2 separate regions of the Homo sapiens genome follow, and region 2 is linked to region 1. Evidence: read pairs that join two places in POLR2A ChIA-PET (ENCODE). Cell type or tissue: GM12878. All regions are shown on one strand. Links, peaks and the distances in the headings refer to the core of each region. The heading gives the core; the rest is flanking DNA.

Region 1 (2,921 bases), core at 119-2,618:
CTTTCACTTTATTAAAAGCTGGAAATGATTAAGGTTAGTGAGAAGGCCATGTAGAAAGCCAAGACAGGCTGAAAGCTAGACCTCATGGGCCAAAAGTTAGCCAAGTGGTGAATGCAAAGAAAAAGTTTTTTGAAGGAAATTAAAAGTGCTACTCTAGTAAACACACAAATGATAAGAAAGCAAAACAGCCTTATTGCTGATATGGAGAAAGTTCAGGTGGTCTGGATAGAAGATCAAATCAGCCACAATACTCCCTTAAGCCAAAGCCTAAACCAGCATAAGACATTTCAAGTCTACGAAGGTTGAGAAAATTAAGGAAACTGCAGAAGAAAAGTTTGAAGCTAGCAGAGGTTGGTTCATGAGATTTAAGGAAAGAAGCAGTTTCCATAAAGGTGTAAGGTGAAAGAGCAAGTGCTGATGGAGAAACTTCAATAAGTTATCCAGAATATCTAGCTTAGATAATTGATAAAAGTGGCTACAGTAAACAGCATATTTTTAATCTAAACGAAACAGCTTTCTATTGGATAAAGATATCATCTAGTACTTTCATGGCTAGGAGAAGTCAATGCCTGGTTTCAAATCTTCACAGGGCGGTCTGACTCCCTTGTTTGGAGCTAATGCAGCTGGTGACTTTTAAGTTGAAGTCAGTGCTCCTTTATCATTATGAAAATCCTAGGGCCATTAAGAATTATAGTACTTTACCTGTGCTCTATAAAGGGAAAAAAAGAAGCTTGGATGACAGCACATCTGTTTATGCCATGGTTTCCTAAATATTGTAAACCACATAATTGTTTGGAAGAATTTGATGACTGGGGGAGAGGGGCTCAAAACTTCAATGGAGGAAGTCACTACAGATGTGGGAGAAATAGCAAGGGAATTAGAATTAGAAGTTGGGCCTGAAGATGTGACTGAATTGCTGCAATCTCACCATCAAACTTGAATGGATAAAGAGTTGCTTCTTATGGAGGAGCAAAGAAAATGGTTTCTTGAGATGGAACCTACCCATACTGAAGATTCTGTGAACATTGTTGAAATGACAACAAAGGATTTACAATATTACAGAAACTTAGCTGGTAAAGCAGTGGCAGGATTTGAGAGGTTTGACTAAAATGTTGGCAGTTCTTTCAGGAGTAAAATGCTATCAAACAGCATTGTATGCTATAGAGAAAGGAAGAGTCACTTGCTGTGGTAAACTGTATTGTTGTTTTATTTCAAGAAATTGCCACAGCCACTCAACCTTCATCATCTACTACTGTGATCAGTCAGCAGTGATCAATGTCAAGGCAAGACCCTCAAACAGCAAAAACACTGTGACTCACTGAAGAGTCAGATGATCATTAGCAATTTTGGGGAATAAAGTATTTTTAAATTAATGTCTATACATTTTTTTAGACATAATGTTGTTGCACATTTAAGAGACCATAGTATAATATAAACATAACTTTTATATGCAGTGCAAACCAAAAAATTCCTATGACTCTCTTTATTGTGACATTCTTCCATTGCAGTGATCTGGAACTGAACCCGCAATATCTCCAAGGTAGGCCTCTGTTTCTAGGGAAGTCATTATGTATGATCTACATTTAGGGAGTGGCACGACCTCCTTGAGGACTGAGTATATTCTGTTCAATTTTACCATCAGGCTTTATATGTTTGTTTTTATGCAACATTTTACAAGGGTTGTGCTAAGTTATTGATGACATTTATGCACTTACAAGACAACTGGCATACTATTGTGACTTGGGTAAAGGTGCAGAACTGGGTAAAGAAAGAAAATGTTCTTTTCATTTACTGGACACTTTGTGGGCAGTAGACCCTGGCCACAAACATAATGCTGTGGGTATCAAAGATCTGCTCTCAAGAAGGTTATAGTTAAGTACAATAAACTAGCACAGTTTTTTAGATAGAAAATCTGTACGAAGGTATAGACAAGAACTTTAAGACATAAATAATTTTTTTTTTTTTTTTTTTTTTTTTGCTGCCTGGAGTCAAATTCCCATAGGGTATTTCAATGTCTCTCAGTCTACTAGGAATTTAGTGTAAATAGATATGCGAAGGTGGGTCTTCCAATTAGCCAGATGTGACCCCGTTGATGTCCTAGAGGAGAGGCATGGTATATAACCCTTAGCTTTTGCTGGTGGGTTCTCAAAGGGCCTGAGAGCAGCATGATCCCTTGAGGCCCCTGTGATATAAGCCACAGAATGACTGGGCCAGTGAAAAAGTATTCTTCCATTTTACCCAAATGACTTTTTCACGAGCTGCGTAAGTTTATTTTTATCTTCCATTTGGCCTAAAATAGTAATTTTGCTTCATTTCTTTAGGCTTTTGAGCCTCAATTATATATCCTTGACAAGAAATTCCCAAAGAGTATTTCAGATCACCAGGTCACAGGATGTCAATATACAGTATACAAAAAAAAAATGATTTCTGTAAGTATATAATCTTGAAGTTTCATTAGGCTTAGTGAACTTAAGGTTTATTTTCACTCTTTTCTTTTTCTTAATTAGACCTAAAATAAACACAGCTAGAACCAAAAGTATACTAATTGAATTCCAAATTATTCCTTTTTTTCTTTTGCCACACTGAAAGAAGCTTAGTTCTGTATGGTGTCCAGGTTGGCCTATAATGGCTGCTGAGTAAATTTTGACTGTTACAAACCGACTACAGTGATCCAGCCCCACCAGCCCAGAGTTTGTTTAGGGTAAATTCTGCCACATTTCTGACTGAGACTTAGAGGGAGAAGGCTGAGAAGGCTTTGGGAAAGCCTTAAATTAGATGAATAAGGAAGAGATTTTGGATATCATCCTTTATGAATTGGTTCCTGGTCTGCTGTGGCTATTTATGAGCACAAAGGGCACTCGCTTGGGGGCAGTCGGACATGCTGAAGATGGCAGAACAGAAAGACGAAAAGAACTTTGCTG
Region 2 (2,921 bases), core at 180-2,679, 220 kb before region 1:
TGATTACATATTTTTATTTGATAAGTGAGCAAGTATTTTAATGATCTTTTAGATATCTTTTTTATGATTAGAGAAGTATTACTTGTTTTCATGCAGTGTAGGCTAGCTTGTCCAGAAAAATAGAAAGAGAGTTTAATGGAGACCTGTCATCTTCGAGAAAAAATATGCAAAAATATTTGACTCTCTATTACATTTCTAAAAGTTTTAGTTTTTTTTGAGTAATTTATACTTGGGAGAGATACATGTATCTTTAGTATCTTTAGTAGTTTGTGGCACGTAGATAGACTTTATTAACAAAAGGTATTTATTCCTTCCTATTGAGAAATAGAGATCTAGACAAATATGGGGATAACTTTAGCAAACTTATCCTTGGTAGAAGAAACAGTTCTCAGTTCATATGAGATAAATTAGCGGACACTTTCTCAAAAGAATGAATACAATAATACTAAGAGAAACAACAAACAACTAACTTTTTTTTTTTTTTTTTTTTTTGAGACGGAGTCTTGCTCTGTCACCCAGGCTGGAGTGCAGTGGTGTGATCTGGGCTGACTGCTACCTCCGCCTCTTGGGTTCATGCAATTCTCCTGCCTCAGCCTCCTGAGTAGTTGGGATTACAGGCATGCGCCACCATGCCCAGCTAATTTTTGTATCTTTAGTAAAGATGGGGGTTTCACCATGTTGGCCAAGATGGTCTCGATCTCTTTACCTCGTGATCCGCCCGCCTTAGCCTCCCAAAGTGCTGGGATTACAGACGTGAGCCCCTGCGCCTGGCCACAACTCACATTTTTTGTGTGCTTGCTACATGTCAGGTTTTTTTCTACATAAATTGTAACTTATTTAATCCTCAGTACCCCAAATGAGGTAGCGAAAATTATCTTCATTTTACAGATGAGAAAAATGATGATAAGAAACCTTCCCAAGATCTCACAGCAAGTGTCTTGTGGAGCCAGAAATCACACACAGGCAGTCTAACATCAGGGCCTACACAATACCCATCATGCCATCCTCCCTGCAAACAGTGAGCCAAGAGATTTTTCAATCCTGTTTTGTAAACAAGCTGTTAACTTTAGCCAACTTATCCTTGGTAGATGAAACAGTGCTTATTTCATATGAGAGAAATTAACAGACACTTTCTCAAAAGAAAAAAAAATACAATGAAAAGGAATAGTGCTAAAGAGGACATGCTAATGAAGATTAACCGAAAGGATGTGTCTCTTTGACACATCTTTCCACATTCTTCCATTTGTTTGACTCCATTGGGATTTGCCCAGTCCCCAGTGTAACTTTTGCTTCTTTGGCTTACTCAGCAGCCTTCAAAATGGGAAACATGAAAAGAAGCACAAGTGTCCGGGCAGCCAGCTGGCAGAGGGAAATTCCAGTCATATTGTGCATCCCCTTGTGAACTTTTTGTTTCAGTTGTTCTTTGGCACACACAAGTCAAAATCTCAGCTGGCTATCTGCTTCTTGGGGGATGACAACTACACAATATTTGAAATGTCTAAACACAGCTAACCAGATCTGGTCTTTATCTGATCAAGCTCTAGTGTTTGAAAAAATTATATGCCAACGTGTGGGTCATAGGTTGTTGAGAACTAGTTACAAGAGAATAGGAAAGAACAATCTCTTTATTCTGTGGCTTTGGGTTGCCAGTAGATTAAAGGCTGAGAAACAAGCCCCAAACATAGCTCTATTGTATCATAACCATACTCAGAACTGCTCTGTGGCTCTGCAGGGCCTAGAGCATAAAGCCGAGGCATGTCACTTGGCATTTGAGTGTTCGTGGTCTGCTGATAGGCTCCATCTAGTATCATCCCTTGCACATGCTGGGCTGGTATTCAGAGGCTACTAACTGCTGCAGCTCTGCTGTTGGCTGCACACACATGCAGTCTCATTCAATGCTTATGCTTTGATAGATGTTAAAAGTTTTTAATCTCACTCCTTCTTCGCATATGCTTCATATACCATACTTTTTAAGTGAAATCTTACTCATTTCTTCACTTAGACATTATGCCTTTTAAGATCATTTGTTCTTGTTCATTCCATTTTACATCTATCACAATGCTTAGTGCTTTCTGAGCCATAGTAAGTACTAAACAAATTTGCGATATGAATGAAAGCATCATAAATGCTTCTTTCTTTCTTTCTCTGTCTCCCTCCCTCTTTCTTTCTTTCTTTCTTTCTTTCTTTCTTTCTTTCTTTCTTTCTTTCTTTCTTTCTTTCTTCTTTCTTTCTTTCTTTTTTTGTTCAGACAGAATCTTGCTATGTTGTCCAGGCTGGTCGACTCCTAGGATCAAGCTTCCCCCTCAGCTTCCTGTGTAGCTGAGACTACAGGTACACAACACCACACTGGCTCTGCTTCTTATCTTTCCCTAAGAAGGGAAAACAACTGTGGGTATCTGTCTGGGGAGAAGGGGCAGGGAGGGCAAGGATGGGAATGTTAGCTTGAGAAGGAAGCATGTGTATGTCCTCCCCCAGTCCTACTGGCACAGAAATTTTCCAAACCTGTGGAAGTGCAAGGGAAGCCATGAAATCGTTCTGTTCCTTCGTGGGTAGGAAGAAGAGAGATCCTCCTCCAAAACTCAGATAGTTTATGTGGAAGGGGAAAAAATAAGGCCAGCGTACAGGATCCAAGGAAAGAAAAATATGGGGATCTCACCATTGAGAAACATGCAGGAGTTTCACAGTCCAGGAGGATAACATGGGCACTAGAGCTCTAACTCCCATGACAAGCAAACACCTTGTCTGCCCAAGGGTGGTGAAATGAAGATAGCTGGTATTTATTAAATATTTACTAGTACCATCTGAAAATAATATTAAAAGTCAACCTCAGGCTTTAATGCCAGGCTGCTTGGATTCAAATTCTGGTTCTGCTACTCACCGGGTGTGCTATCAACCTCATGAGATAGTCAAGAGGATTATAA

Evidence for each region. Peaks named below come from ENCODE experiments on the same cell type or tissue, not always from the same donor. Only the 100,000 strongest peaks of a DNase experiment are listed, where the experiment ranks them.
Region 2: POLR2A ChIA-PET joins it to region 1 with 5 read pairs; 2 of 35 experiments call an interaction of 5 or more read pairs at or near these places.

Annotation. Positions count from the first base shown.
Region 1 is chr6:71,669,938-71,672,858 of GRCh38, forward strand. No RefSeq gene overlaps it. Among named protein-coding and RNA genes, the nearest start is that of RIMS1, 220 kb to the right of the region's middle. In GM12878, for the core only: no CTCF peak of the experiment used is centred there; no DNase peak of the experiment used is centred there.
Region 2 is chr6:71,444,908-71,447,828 of GRCh38, forward strand. The region is part of intron 4 of LINC01626 (long intergenic non-protein coding RNA 1626); the gene reads left to right. Among named protein-coding and RNA genes, the nearest start is that of LINC01626, 25 kb to the left of the region's middle. In GM12878, for the core only: no CTCF peak of the experiment used is centred there; DNase peaks (open chromatin) are centred at 1,130, 1,464 and 1,764.